Linked DNA regions of Homo sapiens: all the other regions are linked to region 4. A link is a contact called in ENCODE Hi-C or POLR2A ChIA-PET data. All regions are on one chromosome and are shown on one strand. Each heading gives the region's core, a stretch centred on a gene start or an enhancer-like site at or near the end of the contact. The rest is flanking DNA. Distances are from core to core; before and after follow the strand shown.

What was found. Hi-C counts contacts between places; a loop is a spot of excess contacts on that map. ChIA-PET counts read pairs that join two places held with the same protein, here RNA polymerase II (POLR2A). Pooled maps may share reads with other maps.
Region 1: a loop to region 4 is called in a pooled map, with 5 times the contacts of the local background. The contact joins the promoter of GIPC1 here to the promoter of YJU2B in region 4. A Hi-C loop is called at or near these places in 6 of 50 pooled maps. POLR2A ChIA-PET finds 5 or more read pairs at or near these places in 3 of 52 experiments (OCI-LY7, Panc1 and activated B cell).
Region 2: a loop to region 4 is called in a pooled map, with 4 times the contacts of the local background. The contact joins the promoter of ADGRE5 here to the promoter of YJU2B in region 4. A Hi-C loop is called at or near these places in 3 of 50 pooled maps. POLR2A ChIA-PET finds 5 or more read pairs at or near these places in 4 of 52 experiments (CD4-positive, alpha-beta T cell, HEK293, Panc1 and 1 more).
Region 3: a pooled map shows a loop between it and region 4 (13-fold over the local background). The contact joins the promoter of DNAJB1 here to the promoter of YJU2B in region 4. A Hi-C loop is called at or near these places in 4 of 37 single-sample maps with no recorded cell type and 9 of 50 pooled maps. POLR2A ChIA-PET finds 5 or more read pairs at or near these places in 6 of 52 experiments (AG04450, PC-9, Panc1 and 3 more).
Region 5: a map of B cell shows a loop between it and region 4 (8-fold over the local background). The contact joins the enhancer-like site here to the promoter of YJU2B in region 4. A Hi-C loop is called at or near these places in 3 of 168 maps with a recorded cell type or tissue (B cell, CD4-positive, alpha-beta memory T cell and chondrocyte) and 9 of 50 pooled maps. POLR2A ChIA-PET finds 5 or more read pairs at or near these places in 1 of 52 experiments (activated T-cell).
Region 6: a pooled map shows a loop between it and region 4 (6-fold over the local background). The contact joins the enhancer-like site here to the promoter of YJU2B in region 4. A Hi-C loop is called at or near these places in 1 of 37 single-sample maps with no recorded cell type and 9 of 50 pooled maps. POLR2A ChIA-PET finds 5 or more read pairs at or near these places in 4 of 52 experiments (AG04450, GM10248, GM12878 and 1 more).

The regions. Positions count from the first base shown.
Region 1 is chr19:14,494,493-14,497,402 of GRCh38, reverse strand. It overlaps GIPC1 (GIPC PDZ domain containing family member 1), which reads left to right and starts at 1,276. Exons shown (of 9, transcript NM_005716.4): 1 at 1,276-1,366. RefSeq lists silencers at 943-1,002, 1,143-1,372 and an enhancer at 1,035-1,961.
Region 2 is chr19:14,380,065-14,383,116 of GRCh38, reverse strand. It overlaps ADGRE5 (adhesion G protein-coupled receptor E5), which reads right to left and starts at 1,673. Exons shown (of 20, transcript NM_078481.4): 1 at 1,572-1,673. The coding sequence starts at 1,593. RefSeq lists a silencer at 185-324.
Region 3 is chr19:14,516,467-14,519,740 of GRCh38, reverse strand. DNAJB1 (DnaJ heat shock protein family (Hsp40) member B1) reads left to right here and starts at 1,344. Exons shown (of 3, transcript NM_006145.3): 1 at 1,344-1,602; 2 at 2,695-3,274. The coding sequence starts at 1,392. RefSeq lists an enhancer at 1-50 and silencers at 963-1,282, 1,493-2,062.
Region 4 is chr19:13,746,347-13,749,563 of GRCh38, reverse strand. It overlaps YJU2B (YJU2 splicing factor homolog B), which reads right to left and starts at 1,669. Exons shown (of 10, transcript NM_030818.4): 1 at 1,610-1,669. RefSeq lists a silencer at 1,379-1,688.
Region 5 is chr19:12,983,195-12,986,101 of GRCh38, reverse strand. No RefSeq gene overlaps it. Among named protein-coding and RNA genes, the nearest start is that of NFIX, 11 kb to the left of the region's middle. RefSeq lists an enhancer at 1,164-1,689 and a silencer at 2,267-2,516. Within about 2 kb of position 1,286, at least 14 of the 41 ENCODE cell types and tissues checked have a DNase peak (open chromatin) inside an H3K27ac peak, as active enhancers do.
Region 6 is chr19:13,206,322-13,209,545 of GRCh38, reverse strand. CACNA1A (calcium voltage-gated channel subunit alpha1 A) reads left to right here. Exons shown (of 47, transcript NM_001127222.2): 45 at 48-234; 46 at 537-790; 47 at 1,493-3,104. The coding sequence ends at 2,233. Among named protein-coding and RNA genes, the nearest start is that of IER2, 58 kb to the right of the region's middle. RefSeq lists enhancers at 1-730, 1,037-1,306 and silencers at 717-906, 987-1,036. Within about 2 kb of position 1,250, at least 24 of the 41 ENCODE cell types and tissues checked have a DNase peak (open chromatin) inside an H3K27ac peak, as active enhancers do.

The DNA of each region.
Region 1 (2,910 bases), core at 27-2,526, 750 kb before region 4:
CAGCACTTAGAGGCTTCCAGGAACTACAGTTCCCAGAACACACAGCATTCAGCCCCAGTTGCTGTCCAAGTGGCTGGGTTTGAACTAGAACAAGGAAATCTCACTTGTCCCGGGAACTGAGCGTCCTGGCCTGGTCCAGGTGCATTTGTGACTCTTGTTTCTTGGATCTGTGTCCACCTGATAAATCCCCCTTCCTTATAAACTACATGGTCTATTTGTCCACACAGGTTTGCTGAGAACCTGCCGTGTGGCAGCCTGAGGTGGGAGTGAGGGGTTGACAAGAGAGACTCAGCCTCCACCCTCACAGTCAGATGGAGGAGACAGATCTATGAAAGGCTGGCTGGGTACCTTCTGTGACCTAGCACATAAACAAACCAACAAGCAGATAAACTATCTCACCCTTGTCTTTCATTGCATCTTGCCTTTCCACACTGATTTACTAGCTCCCACGATATTGCAGTATCCTAAAGCGTGCTGTATCTCTCTGTCCGGCTTTTGCACGCTCTGTTACCTCTACCAGGAGCACATTCAGCTTATTCACTGACGCGTCTTCAGAGGTAGGACAGAGTCTGGCACGGAGCAGTCTGGCACATTAAATATTTGATGAGTGAGTGAACGAATGAATGAATGAATGCCTTTGTCCATTGTACAGCCCAGGAAGCAGGGAAACTCGGGACCCTCCCTATTCATCTCGATCCCCCGCCCGCCCCCAGAGATTGAATGCATCTTTTTATCCGCTCCGAGGATGGCCAGGCTGGGGCAGAGGAGGCCGGGCAGGGAACTGGGTTGGGGACTGCCATTGACCCCCACCCAGGTCTCCTAAACTGTCCGCTTTCCTGGACGTCGGAAGTTCGAATCCTTTCCCCGAAACCTGGCCTAGGTCACCTGACTCCCCCGCCCCTCACCACCCAGGGCACCCGAGACTGACACTCAGCCGACAGCACGTGGTTCAGGGGCCCCAGCTTCCTTCCCATTGGCCGCTTGTCTCCTTCCTCCCTCGCGATTGGCCGGGGCCCAGCTGCAGCTCCCCCCCCTCCTCAGCCCTCCGGTGGTACAGCCAGCCGCGGCTTAGGCGGGGCGGAACGGTCCACTGCTTCGCGGCGAGGGGAGGAGTCGGGAAGAGCCGGGCGAGGCGGAGGGATCCCTCTGGAATGTTTCCGTCGGGTCCACCCGAAGCGGAAGACGCGGATTGGCTGCGAGCACCGAGAGGCAGCCGCTGATTGGCCGGCCGCGGGCGTCGGCCCCGCCCCCCAGGCGCCGCTGCGGGAGAGGCCCGGTCTGGAGTTTGCGGAGGGCCGAGCCGGGTGCGCACGGGGAGGCGGAGGCAGCGGCGGCGGCGGCGGCGGCGGCGGCGGCGGCGGAGCAGGTGAGTGGCCTCTGCGAGAAGGATGTGTCTGCTCCGGGGGCCTCGGGGGTCGCGGGCCTGCGAGGATCCGGCCGATCCTGCAGGGTGGGGCCGGCGCCGTGGACGCGACTGGAGGTCTAGGCTGCGCGCGGGGATGCCGGAGGCCCCTTCCCAGGGGAAGCGGGGGTGGGGGGTGGTGGGGGCAGCTCCCTTCCTGCTGGCGGGCAGGGGACAAACGCCTCCCAACGCTGGGCTGGGGTTTCTGGGCTTGCCCCTCCCCCCGTCCCCCGGCTGGACTGTCCCCATCCCAGCGTGGACAGGCGCGGGGTCAGTGTTTCTGACCCTTTCCTGGGCACTTCCCCTGAGCTAACCGCGTCTGAACCCTCCAGGGCCTTGGGGGGGACGCAGTGAGGACCACGGTCTGAATAATAATCGTCATGAAAAACTCCACCTCAGCTAGCATTTATTGGAGAGCTTCCGTGTCAGGCATTTACCATGAGGATAATTGACTCTAAACACCTCATGGGAGGTGCTGTGCCTTCTTGTAAAAAAGGTGAGGCAGCCTACCCAGAGAGGTGGAGTGACTTGCCCAAGGTCACACAGCTAGTAACTGGCACATCTGGGACTGGAACTCATGCCCCAGGGTCCAGAACTGGAGTCACACCCACTAGACTGGATACCAATAACTCCACGGCTCAGTTGTTGCTGAGTAGCTCCGGCCCCCTACCCCTCCCACCCCCTACCCCGTACTCATCATCAGGGCCACACCTGCTGGTCTTTTGCTTTACCAGCCACTCAAACAGGAAGCTGCCCTCCTTTCCCTTCTCCCCAGAGCTGGAGAGGGCAGGTCTAACTACCTGGGTCCAGAGAAGAGAGTGGCGTCTGCAGGGGGCCAGGATGCTGGGGTCTGGGCCCACTGGGTTCCCCCCTGGCAACCTGGGCCGAGGCTGGGAAGTAGGCGTTCTCCCCGGAAACACCCAGGAGCCGGTTTTTCAAGAGTGAATCAGAGGCCTCTTTCCCTCCTTCTCTCCAAAGCAACACTGTGCTGGAACGGGGAGCCTGGGCGTGGTTTCCCCCTTCCCCTAGCTTCTGTGTGCTCCCAGGAACCCCCTTCCCCTCCTCCTGCTGGCCACACTGCTTCTGTGTGGCCGTGGGGTTGCTAAGTTTCAGGCCCTTCCCAGGATGAGGGGGTGAGGATGCTGAAATTCCAGCCCAAACACTCAATATCCGGGCTGAAGTGGCTCTTCATCTCTGTGTTCAGGTGTGAGGGGAGCCAGGGAAAGTGGGGAGCCTAGGACAGTTGGCAACCGCACAGCAGGCATGTTTAGGGGGCTGTTTCAAGGATGGGGAGCACAGAGAGCAATCAGAACGAGGACCTGAGACACATTCATTCACTCAGTCTACAAATATTTAGTGAGCACCTGCTACGTGCATGTGCTAGGCACTGTTCTTGGCACAGAAAATGCAACAGTGAACAAAACAAAATCCCTACTTTTGAGGAGTTGGCACTCTGAAAGGAAGGAAGCAGCCAACAAACAAGTTAGCAAGTAAATAAAGAAGATAAT
Region 2 (3,052 bases), core at 424-2,923, 630 kb before region 4:
ATCCTCCCACCTCAGCCTCCTGAGCCACTAGGACTACAGGCGCACACCACCAAGCCCGACTAATTAAAAAAAATTTTTTTTGGCTGGGCGCGGTGGCTCATGCCTGTAATCCCAGCACTTTGGGAGGCGGAGGCGGGTGAATCACCTGAGGTCAGGAGTTTGAGACCAGCCTGGCCATCATGGTGAAACCCCGTCTCTACTAAAAATACAAACACAAAAACTAAAACAAAAAACTAGCCGGGCATGGTGGCAGGCACCTATAATCCCAGCTACTCGGGGTGGATGGGGGCGAGGCAGGAGAATCGCTTGAACCCAGGAGGCGGAGGTTGCAGTGAGCCGAGATTGCACCATTGCACTCCAGCCTGAGCGACAAGAGCGAGACTTTGTCTCAAAAAAAAAAAAAAAAATTTGTTTTTGGTAGAGACAACGTCTCGATGTGTTGCCCAGGCTAGTCTCCAGTCCCTGGGCTCAAGAGATCCACCTGCCTCGGCCTCTCAAAGTGCTGGGATTGCAGGTGTGAGCCACTGTGCCCAGCCAACACTTTTAAAATGCTGTTTACCTAATTCTTACTGTGAACCAGGAATAGTTTGTGTCCTAACTCACTCATCCCTTAAAACAATCTAAGACGGAGACGGGTTGTGCTCCATTTTATAGATGAGAAAAGTGAGGCGCAGAGGCTCTCTGACTTGGCCCTGGTGACACAGACAGCCAGGGCGTGGAACCCTTGGGAAGCCAGGTCTTGGCAACTGCCCCCAACAAGTGTGCCCCCAAGAAACCCAAGGTGGGCTCTTGTCTCTCACTCTCAAGCCAAGGCGGGGTGCTGAGCTGACACCTGCCACTTGGGGCTGGCCCAGGGAAGCTGTGTCCCTGTGGTCCAGGAAGTTCTGGTTTTTGCCCCAAATGTCATTTCTTCACTCTCTTTGTTGCCCCGTTGCTTAGGCAACGAGCTACCCTGATAACCGTTACAGTCACCTTGGGTGGGGCGGGAAAGGGAGTCCCAGGAAGTCACAACAAAAATCAAATTCAAACCCAGAACCAGGCAAAGTCCCTTCGATCCGCAGCTGAGCCCCAGCCAGGTCTGCGGGGAGCAAGAACTGGGGTCTCTGGGGGCTGCCCCTGCTGCTGAGACTGCGAGGGACAAATTGGGGGTACCTTGCAGTGGAGAAGTCCTGGCTTCTAGCTTCCCCACCCCCGCCCATGTCCTTCTATGCGTTATATTAAGCACAGCGGCTCTCAGGGTCCCAGCACTCACTTTTTGCCCCTTTCCTTCCCCCGTGCCTCAGTTTCCCCTCTTAGGGAGCAGATGCCAGACTGGCTCCAGTAGAAAGCTTGAGGATCCCTCCAGGCAGGGTAGCAGGCTCCAAGAGCACCCTGGAGTTCCTGCCGGGGTGTGGGGGTGCCCAAGCACCACCAGCCCCTCTCGCCGTGTGCCCGTGAGTGCCTGCTTGACCATGTGGCTTCCTCTATCGCAGGCCCCACAGACACCAGCGGCGCCTCCCGTTTCTCAGACGCAGCCAAGGGGTCCCGCTGGAGCTTCCTCGCCCCTCCCAGCGGGGCCCCAAAGTACTTACCGAGAAAGACGCGGCCTCCCATGGTTGGAGCTGCCGGCAGGAGCGGCAGGGGAAAGAGTGAGTGGGACAGGGCTGTCCCGTCTCCACAGGCTAGGCAGCTGTGCAGGCTGTCCCGAGGCCAGGACTTTATGAAGGAGGGGGGGCGGACAGCCGCTGGCCCAGGGCCCTCCCCGGAACTGGCGGTGCAGCTGGAAGCCAGCAGGAAAGTGCAATAAAAACACAGACCCAGGGGCGCTGCATACACACACACACACACACACACACACACACACACACACACGTGCACTCAGTAAGAATGAAGTGCAACCTGCTTTCAAAAACCCTCTGCTAGAGTTTCCACCATGTGGCTCTGACGAACCCTTTGGCCTCTGTGTTGGGGCTGGCTGCTCTGAGGGGAAGGTGTGGCAGCCGGGCGGGGCGGTCTTGCCTGGGGCCACTTGGCTCTTCCCTGGGCAGGCGCAAAGGGGTCTTGTCAGAAATAGCTCTGGACGCCCACGCTGGTGGGACTCGCCCTGTGCCCAGAGCTTTGGCATGCCAGAGTTGGCAGAGCCTGCGTCCCAGCTGGCAGAACGTTTCCCTGCCATTTTCCAGATGAGGAAACAGGTCGGGTGCAGAGGCTCGCACCTGTGATCTCAGCACTCTGGGAGGCCGAGGCAGGAGGATCGCTTGAGCTCAGGAGTTTGACACCAGCCTGGGCAACATGGCGAAACTCTTGTTTCTACAAAATAAATAAATAAATAATCCAGGCTGGTGGCAGACATCTGTAGTCCCAGCTACTACTACTCAGGAGGCTGAGGCGGGGAGAATCACCCGAGCTGGGGAGTTTGAGGCTGCAGTGAGCTATGATGGTGCCACTGCACTCCAGCTTGGGTGATAGAGTGAGATCCTGTGTCAAAAACAAAAAGAAAGAAAGAAAACTGAGGCATTACAGTGTCCACATAAAAGCCCAGGGAGGGAGAAGGGGCCCTCTTCCGATGCCAGGCAGGTGCCAAGAAGAGAAGCTTCACCGCACAGAGCAGACCTCCTGGATCTTTCTGATCTTTCTAAGCCAGTTTCCCCCTGTGGGAAACTTATATTTCAGAGGCCTCTTCGTTAATCAACAGAGAATCATGTGATAGGAGGGTTCTTTCCTTTCTGGATAAATCACATGATTAGCTTGTCTCTTGAGCTACCTCATAATTTTTTAAAACGCTATTTTTTGGCTGGGTGCGGTGGCTCACACCTGTAATCCCAGCACTTTGGGAGTCTGAGGTGGGTGGATCACCTGAGGTCGGGAGTTCGAGACTCAGCCTGACCAACATGGAGAAACCCTGTCTCTACTAAAAATACAAAATTAGCCGGGTGTGGCGGCACATGCCTGTAATCCCAGCTACTTGGGAGGCTGAGGCAGGAGGACTGATAGAACCCAGGAGGCGGAGGTTGTGGTGAGCTGAGATTGTGCCCTTGCACTCAAGCCTGGGCAACAAGAGTGAAACTGTCTA
Region 3 (3,274 bases), core at 95-2,594, 770 kb before region 4:
GAAGCACGTGTGTAAGAACGGGGAATATTTATGAGGTTCTCACTGCGTTCCAGGCACTGGGGACCCAGTGCAGACAGGACCTGGCCCCTGCCCAGGTGGCGATGTCAGACTGGGAGGGAAGACACATTGAAAGCCAAGAGACAAGATAAATTTCAAATTTAGCGGCAAGTGATCTTGAGAGGGCAGTAAAGGGAAGAAGGCGGGACTGGGAGGACCTTGGGAGATGCGCTTCCGTCCAGATCCTCACCTTGCTTTAGGAGGTGAGAACAGAGGCAGTCTTCCGTCCCAAAATCCTTCTCCCCACGGTTGGGAGAATAGCGCTGGTGGGTTTTTTGTTCATTTTACTTTATTTTACTTATTTTATTTATTTATGAGACGGAGTCTCGCTCTGTTGCCGAGGCTGGAGTGCAACGGCCGGATCTCGGCTCACTGCAACCTCCGCCTCCCCGATTCAAGCTATTCTCAGGCCTCAATCTCCTGAGTAGCTGGGATTACAGGTTCGTGCCACCAACGCCCGGGTAATTTTTATATTTTTAGCAGAGATGGGGTTTCACCATGTTGGCCAGGCTGGTCTCGAACTCCTGACCTCAAGTGATCCGCCCGCCTCGGCCTCCCAAAATGCTGGGATTACAGGCGTGAGCCACCGCGCCCGGCCTGTTTGTTAATCTTAAATAGAAACGGAGTCTCCTTATGTTGCCTAGGCTGGTCTCCAACTCCTAGGCTCAAGAGATCCTCCTGTCTTGGCCTCAGGAAGTGATGGGATTACAGGCATGAGGCTCCGCGCCCGGCCTGATAGGTTCTCTTATTGCCATGTTGTAGATAGAAGGGGGCCCCTGGGTTAGGCAGACACAGGTTAGGTAGTTCGTCCGGCGTCACCGGGCGGGAGCCCACCGCAGGCCCCACGAGACAAGGGCGAGCAGGTTCATCGCCTCCCGGGGAAAGGACTGGGTAGTCCCAGGCCCCACCCCTTCCTGGAACAGCAAGTTCGCTGTGGGTCCCGACCTACTGACCCAGGCGGAGGGCGGGACGCAGGGTAGCTGGGGCCGCGTAGAGAGGGAAAGAAGGTCGCGATTGGCTCGTCCCGAAAGGTGGGCGGGGCCTCCTCCGACCTGTGCGCGCGCGCCGCGGGGAGGTGTTGCCGAGGGCGGAGCGGGAGGGGGCGTGGCCCCGCGCGGGCGGCCGTTGACGGCGAGGCCCCGCCCCGGATGTCGCGTGTCGCTGAAAGGGCGGCGGCGATTGGCCGGCGCCGCGGGGGCGGGCGGGGCGGAAGGTTCTGGAGGGGGCTGGCGGGCTCTGGAAGCTTCCGCCGGACGGGTATATAGAGTCCGGGACTGGTCGGCGGCGGAGCCGGGGGACGGCGACAGCGGGTCGGCGGGCCGCAGGAGGGGGTCATGGGTAAAGACTACTACCAGACGTTGGGCCTGGCCCGCGGCGCGTCGGACGAGGAGATCAAGCGGGCCTACCGCCGCCAGGCGCTGCGCTACCACCCGGACAAGAACAAGGAGCCCGGCGCCGAGGAGAAGTTCAAGGAGATCGCTGAGGCCTACGACGTGCTCAGCGACCCGCGCAAGCGCGAGATCTTCGACCGCTACGGGGAGGAAGGTGTGTGCTCGCGGCCAGGGGCGCGGCCCCGCCTTTTGACAGACAGGGAAACTGAGGCACGCTGGCCCCTCTCGGCGGCCCCCCGGGAAGGACGCCCCGGGCCGTGGGGCCGAGCTGCCCCGCCCTCCGGCCTCGCGGGCCTCCGCCCTCGGATTGGCGGCCGCGCGGTGGGAGGAGGAGCCTTGGCCCAGCCGCTCGGCCAGAAGCTTCTAGCATGTCTGGGGCTGCCCCTCCCCGGGCGCCTCCTCCCGCGGCCCCGAGCAGCCCCGGGGTGCGGTGCATGGGGGTGGGGGAGCCGGGGGTGACGACGGGGACGGCGCGGCGGAGCCCGCTGCGGACCCGGGCTCACCTGGGCTCGGCCGCCGGGGTCCGCGGGGCGGCGCCTCCGGCTCAGCTGCGGGGCGAGGGGTTGTGAATGCAGGAGCCGACCCCGTTCGTGGGCTTGGGGGCTGGGTTGGGATAATTCCCGGGAAGTGATGACCTGGCCCCGGCAGGGCACGCAGGAGGCAGCGGCCGCCCAGGTCCGGAGAGCGGGGCCGCCTCGGAGGGTAAGGAGAGCAGGGCTTTTTGTTCCTGTGCCCGTTGATGATTCAGGCTGGCTTCTGGGCTTGATCTGGAGCTGACTTTTTGTGCAAGGATGGTGGCAGTGAATGCTAATGTGTGAGGATTTAAAAACTCCCTATTTATTTTTGTTTTTTTTTTTCTTCTCTTCCTACGCACCATTAGCCCTAAAACGTTGAGAGTAAACACTTACCGAAAGCCGACCCTGGACCATGTGTCTTTAGCCATCTCTTGGTGATGTTGCCAGGAGGATGGGTCAGTCCAGGAGTGGCAGGGCCTAGGTGGCACCTGGAGGTGAACACCTAACCGCATGAGTCCTTTTCCACTGTCAGGCTACGCGGAAATACTGTTGGTAGGGGGGCGTCTCTGCTGTTGGCAGTGAGAGGTAGAAACTTGGGGTTCTTCCTTGCTCTCCCCTGACAGACAAAAAAGTTCCTCCCCCATGGCTTCCAAGCTGTTTCCCCCTGTAAGGGAAGCTCGAGAGAGAGTCTGCTGTTCAGCCATCTGACTGCTTCTAAATCTGCTTTTCAGGCCTAAAGGGGAGTGGCCCCAGTGGCGGTAGCGGCGGTGGTGCCAATGGTACCTCTTTCAGCTACACATTCCATGGAGACCCTCATGCCATGTTTGCTGAGTTCTTCGGTGGCAGAAATCCCTTTGACACCTTTTTTGGGCAGCGGAACGGGGAGGAAGGCATGGACATTGATGACCCATTCTCTGGCTTCCCTATGGGCATGGGTGGCTTCACCAACGTGAACTTTGGCCGCTCCCGCTCTGCCCAAGAGCCCGCCCGAAAGAAGCAAGATCCCCCAGTCACCCACGACCTTCGAGTCTCCCTTGAAGAGATCTACAGCGGCTGTACCAAGAAGATGAAAATCTCCCACAAGCGGCTAAACCCCGACGGAAAGAGCATTCGAAACGAAGACAAAATATTGACCATCGAAGTGAAGAAGGGGTGGAAAGAAGGAACCAAAATCACTTTCCCCAAGGAAGGAGACCAGACCTCCAACAACATTCCAGCTGATATCGTCTTTGTTTTAAAGGACAAGCCCCACAATATCTTTAAGAGAGATGGCTCTGATGTCATTTATCCTGCCAGGATCAGCCTCCGGGA
Region 4 (3,217 bases), core at 420-2,919:
GGCAAAGTTTCTCTGTCAAGGGCCAGAAAATAAGTATTTCTAGCTTTTTAGGCCAGATTATCTCTGCCCCAACAACTCAACTCTGCTTTCATAGCTAGAAATCAGTCCCAAACAATATATAAATGAACGGGCGTAGCTGCATGCCAATATAAATTTTATTGATGGACACAGAAATTTGAATTTCACATAATCGTCATGTCACAAAGTATTATTCTTTTGATTTTTCCCCAACTACTAGAAAATTTAAAACCATTCTTGGGGGCCGGACTCGGTGGCTCACGCCTGTAATCCCAGCACTTTGGGAGGCTGAGGCAGGTGGATCACTTGAGGTCAGGAGTTCAAGACCGGCCTGGCCAACATGGTGAAACCCTGTCTCTACTAAAAATACAAAAATTGGCCAGGCCTGGTGGCGTACGCCTGTAATCCCAGCTACTGGAGAGGCTGAGGCAGGAGAATCGCTTGAATCTGGGAGGCGGAGGTTGCAGTGAACCGAGATCACGCCACTGCACTCCATCCAAGGTGACAAGAGTGAGATTCTGTCTCCAACAAAAAGAAAGAAAGAAGCTGATGGAAGAGCTTCTGATGGAGTGGGAGTGGTGTAGTGAGGTGGTGAGGCAGTGGTGCAAAGTCCCGGATATAAACTGTTCTACCCTCACCTTAGTCTTGTATCCTCCAACTATAAAGTGTGTCCTTTAGATTGGATTATTCCAAGGTCCCTTCCAACCTAAAAATACTTTTGCCAACAAAATAGCTAAGTGCCCCTTGAGGCGTTAGGGGACACGGCTCCCTGGGCTTGAATCCCAGCTCCACTCCTCATCAGCTGGGTGACCTTGGTCAGTGACTGCGCTTCCCTGGGCTTGTATTTCGTCACCGGTAAAGGGCGAATGACGACGACAAGACTGACTTTCTGGGGATGCTGTGAATCAACTAACCCACGGGAAGAGCCTGCAAAGAGCAAATACTCCGTTTACAGGAGCTCGAGGGTGTGTGTGTGTCTTAAGATGGTTTTGTTACCCCAGTAAATGGCAGACGGGGCTATCGGGTGGGCGTGTAGATATCTCCGGTCCTTGGTGCAAAAGTAATTACCGACCCTGTTTGTCCTGGGCTTACGGCTTGGGCTCGGAGCTCCACCCTGCTGCTTCCTATCTGCTTGACTTGGGGCAAATTGTTTTCTCTCTCTAAGCCTCATTTTCCTTATGTGTAAAAATGGCTGGTTAAGGCATTCAGGGCAGCGCCTGACGCCGAGTTAAACGTTTGGCAGTTTAGTCATTTCTGCTGCTCACGGTTTTACAAGAATCATTTTTATAAAATCTGGTGAGATAGGGACTTATTGGTCCCATTTTCCCGATGCAAAAACCCAGGACCCTTCAGGCATAATATGGATCCGGGCTAGGATGGGACCGGGTCCCGGGCACTTGGGTCAGAGGTCTCAGCTGGGGCCTCAGGGACTTTGGTCCTGGCTGGGACCTGGGCCGGCTCCGGGCATCTAAATCGGGTCCTCAGCTCCGCGTCCCCCGACGCGGAAGGGCGCGCCGGGCAGCTCCGAGGCCAGGGTGAGGCGGCTGCCGGACCCCCGGCCCTCCCCGCTCCTCCGCCCGCCGGCACTTACCTGCCCTCCTCCCGACGTCACGCCCTGACCGTGCCCGGAAGTGCGCGCTGAGAGCGCGGTGAACCTGGGCGCCCTCTCCGCGCCCCCAGGACGCCGGCGTGAGGCGGGGCGAGGCAGCAGCTCCACGCTGATTGGCTGAAGGACGATACGCCAAGCGTTCTGCGACGCCGGAGTGGGCCAATCCAGGAATGCCCCGCCCAACCGCGCTTACGCCAAGAGGCTCCATCCTCTGTCCAGCCCACTACGTGAGGCCCAATCCGAGGCCCGCCTCCTGGCACCGCCCTCCCAGGCGTGCTGTCCTGCGCGCTGCAGCCGGTCAGCGAGGGTGTGGTGGCGGGCCCCTGTAGTCCCAGCTACTTGGGAGGCTGAGGCAAAAGAATTGCTTGAACCCGGGAGGCAGAGGTTGCAAAGAGCCGAGATCGCGCCACTGCACTCCAGCCTGGGCAACAACAGCAAGACTCCGTCTCAAGAAAAATTATTTGCACAGGCAAGGTCTTACTATGTTGCCCCGGCTAGTCTCGAACTCCAGGGCCCAAGCAATCCTCCTGCCTCCCAAAGTGCTGGGATTACAGGCGTGAACCACTGCTCTGTTTTTGCATTTTTAAATAGTTAGGTGGGGGAAAAACTATTTTACGACTTATGAAAATAAAACATTCAAATTTCAGCGTACGTAAATAAAATTTCATTGGAACACAGGGATATGCGCTTTTGTCTGCTGATTGCTTCAAAATAAGGGCACTTGGGGGAACAGCAAATGCAGGGAAGGAGAGGTTTTCTCTGAATTTCTCTTATCTGCCTAAAGACAGAAAGAGGAATGCTTTCCTACGATCTTATTAACTAGGGAAGAGTGAAACCATTCCCAATCATGTATCCTTCTGAGGGCTGCTCTGAGACAACTTTTATTACCTGCAAGACTTTTTTATTTGCTTAACAAGACAGACTTTCTCCATCATACAATTTCTCCCCTTACCCTCCCATAACTTGTGTTACCACCATCCTCCCAGAAGCCCCAAACCCCTATTCTTTTCTTTGATACTTTTTTTTTTTTGAGAGGGAGTCTTGCTCTGTGGTCCAGGCTGGAGTTCAATGGCGTGATCTCAGCTCACTGCGCTCTCCACCTCCCAGGTTCAAGTGATTCTCTTGCCTCAGCCTCCCGAGTAGCTGGGATTACAGGCACCTTCCACCACGCCCGGCTATTTTTTGTATTTTTAGTAGAGATGGGGTTTCACCATGTTGGCCAGACTGGTCTGGAAGTCCCAACCTCAGGTGATCTGCCTGCCTTGGCCTTCCAAAGTGCCTGGATTACAGGCATGAGCCACTGGGCCCAGCCTCTCTGATCCTTTTTGGAGTCTTGTATTTTGTGGGACTCCCCTGCATAGGTACATAATTAAATATGGCTTTTGCCCTGTCTGTTTACATGTCAATTTAATTCGTAGCCCAGCCAAAGAACCTATAAAGGTGAAGGGAAGCCATTTTTCACCTACCTACAAACAGCCGGGCCCATTCATTTATCTATTGTCTATGTCTGCAACAGGGTTGAATTCAGTGGTTGCCACAGAGGAAGAGAGAGCCCAAAGAATCTAAAATATTTACCATCTGGCCTTTTAC
Region 5 (2,907 bases), core at 37-2,536, 760 kb after region 4:
GTGTGGGTATCAGAGGGGCTGAGTCGGCCACACTGAGTTCCTGGCCAAGCCACGTATGCTGGGAACCTGGGGCCTCCAGGGCCACCCAGCCAGAGGCCAGAGTCCCCTAGACCAGAGAAGCACATCCCGCCCCACCCCCTGCTGGTCCCAGCTGCATCTAGAGGCCACTCCTCCAAACCCAGCCTATGGAGGGGAAGATGGAGGGAGGAGGTTCTGTGCCCCAGCTGGCATCAGATCTCCAGGTGTCCCAGTCTCAGGCTGACGTGCGGCCCCTGGCGAGGCAGCTGCCAATCCCATGCCAGGAGCCCCCTCACTCCAGCACCCAGCTCTCCCTGTGCAGCCTGGAAGTGAGGGTAGGACAGTCATAGCCCTTTGGTTCAGATCATCAAACACAATCACTGTCACACCTTCAACCACACAAAGATCCACGCATTCACTGCCACAGTGTCACCTGCACAGCAACACCATCACACCCTCAGCCACGCTGTCACATGAAGAACTACGGTCACACCCTTGACAATTCTGGTGACACACACCTCAGCTGCACGGTCTCACACATCCTCCCAGGAACCCCGACACTCTGACCCTCACACCACATCAACGTCACACTGGCCAGCAGAGGCACACTGATATACTCAGTCCGCATGTCCCTGCAGCTGTGCTAGCCACGTGGCCACACGGAGTCACCGCCCCACCCAGTCACAAGGAGGAAAAGCAGCTCTGACCACTGCCTCCCCAGGGTGCAGACCGCAGCTGTCCCTTGATCAAGGTTTGAACCAACCCAGTTATTCCAATAGCACAATAACACACCCTTGTTGTCACTGTGTCACAGAGCAGGCAGCCAGTAGGTACAGACCACTGGTCACAGTCACTCGAATAGCACACACTCACAGTCTCCCTGTTGCAGGTGACAGGTACACAGCTCACTCACGCTGCCACACAACGCCCACAGTCCCCAGACCAAGGAGCTACAATGCAACCGTGGGTGACAGCCTCACCACGATTACAAGGACAACCTGTCACACAACAGTCACTCTCCCAGTGCCTGTCACAACATTGAGACAGCCCCTTAGCCGTCCACACAAGCAGCCAGGCATGCTGACTGGGCCCCCACGATTGTCCCTAGGACACCCCCGCCCCCGAGTCTTGGAAACAGGGACAGACACACGCCGACACCCCCCCTCCCCTTTGCAGTCAGTACAGGAAGAGCAGGGAGGGGGACTAATGGACACGCAGCTGTTGGCAGTGGGTGCCAGCCCCCCCACCTCATGAATATTCATCAGCTGGGGCTCTCCTGAACCTGTGGGGAGTCGGAGGTCCCAGGCAGCTGGTCACCCCCTTCCGTGCCAGGAGGCCCCCAGGTGGGGGAGGGAGACTTGGCCAGGTCCCCGAAGTCCTCAGAACCCACACCCAGTTCCACACAGAAGCACACGTGAGTTTGTGAACACAGGCCCCGTGACACGCAAACAACATTCACACAAACTCACAATCACACCCAACAACACAGCCATCCACCATCACAGACACACATACACCCATACACACACTCACCAGGCATGCAAACACAGCCACACACACCACATCCAAACCATAGACACCCACCACACACACACACACACACACCAGACATGCAAACATGGTGCACAGTCACATGAACTCACAACCATACGACCACACCCAAACCACAGACACCCATCATACACATACACACACCAGACATTCAGACATGGGGTTCAGTTACATGAACTCACAACCACACCCAAATTATAGACACCCACCACACACACACACACACACACACACCCCAGACATGCAAACATGGGACACATAGTTCCCCGAACCCACAACCACACCCAAACCACAGACACCCACTATACACACCACACACCAGACAGGCAAACATGGGGTGCACAATCACAGGACCACAAACACACGGACACATTATCACACACAAATGATACCGGCTAATACCATCACACACAAGTGTGCAAATACAAACACACACACTTCCAAACACATGGGCCCCAAGTCACCCCCAAATTACAACCAACCACTTCTCAACTTCTCATAAAACACCCACACAAGCGCGCAAACATGGACCCACAAATTCGCACACACATATACCCACTGACTCATGCAAACTCAGACACACAACCATCCCCAAGGAGCACCGCCGCCTTCTTCCCCTTTCTCCCTTCCTCCTTCTGTCTCTTTCACACTCCGATCTAGCTTTGCCCATCGCCCCCGTTTTACAGATGGGGAAACTGAGGCACTAAGCAGCTGAAGGCCCCTTGAAGTGGGGAAGACCGCCCCTTCTGACTCCGGGCAGAGGCTACTGCCGCGCGCCCCCTGCTGGCCTGGCCCCTCCCTGCAAGAGCGCGCGGGACGGCGGCGCGCGCGACGGGCACGCGCCTGACGTAACCATGGCATCCTCTTGGCACGCGCGGCCCGCGCGCAGGGAGGGCGGGGCGGGCGCGTTGCCATGGCGCCGGCGGCCCGCGTGAATGGGGCATTGTTCGCCGCGGCGCCCGGGCCGGGCCGTCCCGGACCCACCCGGACCCACCCGGGCCGACAGAGACGGGGAGACCGGGATGGGGAGAGACAGAGAAATGGGGAGGGAAAAAGACAGGAGAGACAGGGAGAGACCAGAGATGAGAGAGACCAGAGATGAGAGAGACGGAGATGGGGAGAGACAGAGAAATGGGGAGAGAAAAAAGAGAGACAGGGAGAGACCAGAGATGGGAGACCCAGAGATGCGGAGAGAGATGGGAAGAGATAGGGAGACCTGGTGGGGAGAGACAGAAATGGGGAGAGATGAAGACACTGGGAGGGCCGGAGAAAGCTGGAGAGATTGAGAGACAGAAGGATGGGGAAAGAAACAGATGAGAGGCCGAGCGCAGTGTAATC
Region 6 (3,224 bases), core at 1-2,500, 540 kb after region 4:
TGGTGCTAGCTGCTGACCCCAGCCCACCGGCCTGTCCCCTCCCCCAGACCATCTCAGACACCAGCCCCATGAAGCGTTCAGCCTCCGTGCTGGGCCCCAAGGCCCGACGCCTGGACGATTACTCGCTGGAGCGGGTCCCGCCCGAGGAGAACCAGCGGCACCACCAGCGGCGCCGCGACCGCAGCCACCGCGCCTCTGAGCGCTCCCTGGGCCGCTACACCGATGTGGACACAGGTGGGCAGCCCTGTGGTGCTCAGGGACAAGCAGAACAGAGGAGAGGAGAGGGGAGGAGAAGGCAGGGCGGAGGAGACACTAAGGAAGAAGAAAGGGAGAGGCCTCCATGGAGAGGGGACAGAGGGGGCCAGGCAGCAGCTGCAGGAACCTGGGTACTACCCCCTCCCCCCAACCCACTGACCTGCCTCGGTTCAGGGGATCTCTAGGGCCCCCACACCTTCCAGGTGGCCTCCTGTGTGTGCATCTGCCCCACCTCTCCCTCACGACCACCTGTGTGTCTGTCTGACCCTCACCCGGCCCAGGCTTGGGGACAGACCTGAGCATGACCACCCAATCCGGGGACCTGCCGTCGAAGGAGCGGGACCAGGAGCGGGGCCGGCCCAAGGATCGGAAGCATCGACAGCACCACCACCACCACCACCACCACCACCATCCCCCGCCCCCCGACAAGGACCGCTATGCCCAGGAACGGCCGGACCACGGCCGGGCACGGGCTCGGGACCAGCGCTGGTCCCGCTCGCCCAGCGAGGGCCGAGAGCACATGGCGCACCGGCAGGTGGGTGCGGCTGCAAGTGACCCCAGGCTGGGCTCGGCCGGGAGGCGGGGAGGAGAGAAGGGGATACCCCATCCAACAGCCACTCTAGGCAAAGGTCCCCGGATCCCGGCTGTGACCACCTCCCATCCTGCCCCCAAGCCACCGGGGTGCCCGGCGGCCGGAGCGGACACGGATCCCCACCACACCAGCTGCCTATGCTGTCCCCCCAGCCCCCTTGCCCACCCGCCGCCCCCTCCCCGCCGCCCGCAGCTGCTTGCTCCTCGGTTGTGGATCATATTTGAGTTCTGGGCCGTGCCGCCCGACCTTTCACTTTCCTTTAACCCGGCTTCTGTTTTTGTTTCAATTATGATTTCTGTCCTCTGGACGCCTGTGAGTAATTTTTGAAACTTCTGCTATTTTTAACCCCGAAACTTACAAAACTCCATTTCTCATTTCTCTTTTCACTTTGTTGTGTTGGTTTTCGACTCCTCCCCTCCCTGTCTCACTCCCCCTCCTCCCCTCCCTCCTCCCTGTGGCTGTTGCTTTTTTCCATTCAATGTCCTGTGTCCCCCCTCTCCTCCTCCTCCTCCTCCTCCCCCTCCCCCTCCTCCCTCTCCTCCCGGCCCCTCTCCCTTCGCTCCCCTCTCTTCCTCCCAATCCCGTGTCTCCTTTGATTTTGTTGTATCTTTTTTTTTGATTTCCTTTGTTTCAATTTTCGTGTAGGGCAGTAGTTCCGTAAGTGGAAGCCCAGCCCCCTCAACATCTGGTACCAGCACTCCGCGGCGGGGCCGCCGCCAGCTCCCCCAGACCCCCTCCACCCCCCGGCCACACGTGTCCTATTCCCCTGTGATCCGTAAGGCCGGCGGCTCGGGGCCCCCGCAGCAGCAGCAGCAGCAGCAGCAGCAGCAGCAGCAGCAGGCGGTGGCCAGGCCGGGCCGGGCGGCCACCAGCGGCCCTCGGAGGTACCCAGGCCCCACGGCCGAGCCTCTGGCCGGAGATCGGCCGCCCACGGGGGGCCACAGCAGCGGCCGCTCGCCCAGGATGGAGAGGCGGGTCCCAGGCCCGGCCCGGAGCGAGTCCCCCAGGGCCTGTCGACACGGCGGGGCCCGGTGGCCGGCATCTGGCCCGCACGTGTCCGAGGGGCCCCCGGGTCCCCGGCACCATGGCTACTACCGGGGCTCCGACTACGACGAGGCCGATGGCCCGGGCAGCGGGGGCGGCGAGGAGGCCATGGCCGGGGCCTACGACGCGCCACCCCCCGTACGACACGCGTCCTCGGGCGCCACCGGGCGCTCGCCCAGGACTCCCCGGGCCTCGGGCCCGGCCTGCGCCTCGCCTTCTCGGCACGGCCGGCGACTCCCCAACGGCTACTACCCGGCGCACGGACTGGCCAGGCCCCGCGGGCCGGGCTCCAGGAAGGGCCTGCACGAACCCTACAGCGAGAGTGACGATGATTGGTGCTAAGCCCGGGCGAGGTGGCGCCCGCCCGGCCCCCCACGCACCCCACGCACACACCCCACCCGAGGAGCCGCGCAGAGGCCGCGGGGGCCCAGCACAGAGGGCCCGGGAGAGGGCCAGCCGGGAGACCCCAGACTCTGGAGAGGCCAGGGCTGGGCCACAAGGGTGTCCCGCAGAGACCCTCGGCCAAAAGAGACCCTCCTGGGCAGCCACGGCGCCCCCCAACCAGCCCCGATCCCCCCACCCACGACAGGGGCTCTCGGGTGGGAGGCAGGGAGCAGACAAACCACACAGCCAAGGGATTTGAATTAACTCAGCCATTTTTGGAGAACTTTGGGGAACATGAAAAAAAAAAAAAAAAAAAAAAAAAAAAACATTTTTAAAAGAAAAAACGGGGAGAAAAAAATAGCTTCTATTGATGAGTTTTATCATCTCAATTGAATCTTTCCTTTCCCTGATGAAGACAGCTGGTGGCCGAGTGCGGCAAAGAAGCCAGAAGGAACCAGAATCCCAGTGCCCTACACCCACCACCAGACACACTCACACCCACACACGTTCTCAGACACACACAAGAGTGCTTGCCGGTTATACCAAACCCTACTATTACTGCCTGCAGAAATCAATTTAAAAAAATAATAATAACAATAAACAATTTTAAAAAGGACAAAAAAATTAATGATTGAGAAAAGAGGCATTTTTTTCTGACATTTGGTCCTGCTTGAAACAACAAAAGAAGAAGAAAAACCCACCATCACCACCGATTCCTTTGCTTCTTTTTTCCTTTTTTCCTACCTTGTTTGAAAACCGTGGGCTTGGGACTGTGAATTATTGCATGACATTCAAAAAGAAAAAAAAAATAAAAAAAAGTTGAATCAAAGGGCTTTTGGATAGGAGTGGTCTTTGTCCCTTGGCTAGGTGCTGCCTGGGTGGGTCTCTCTTGGGGAATCATACAAAGAGGCACTTCTTTGTTAGCTCCTAGAAGCACTGTTTGAAAGCG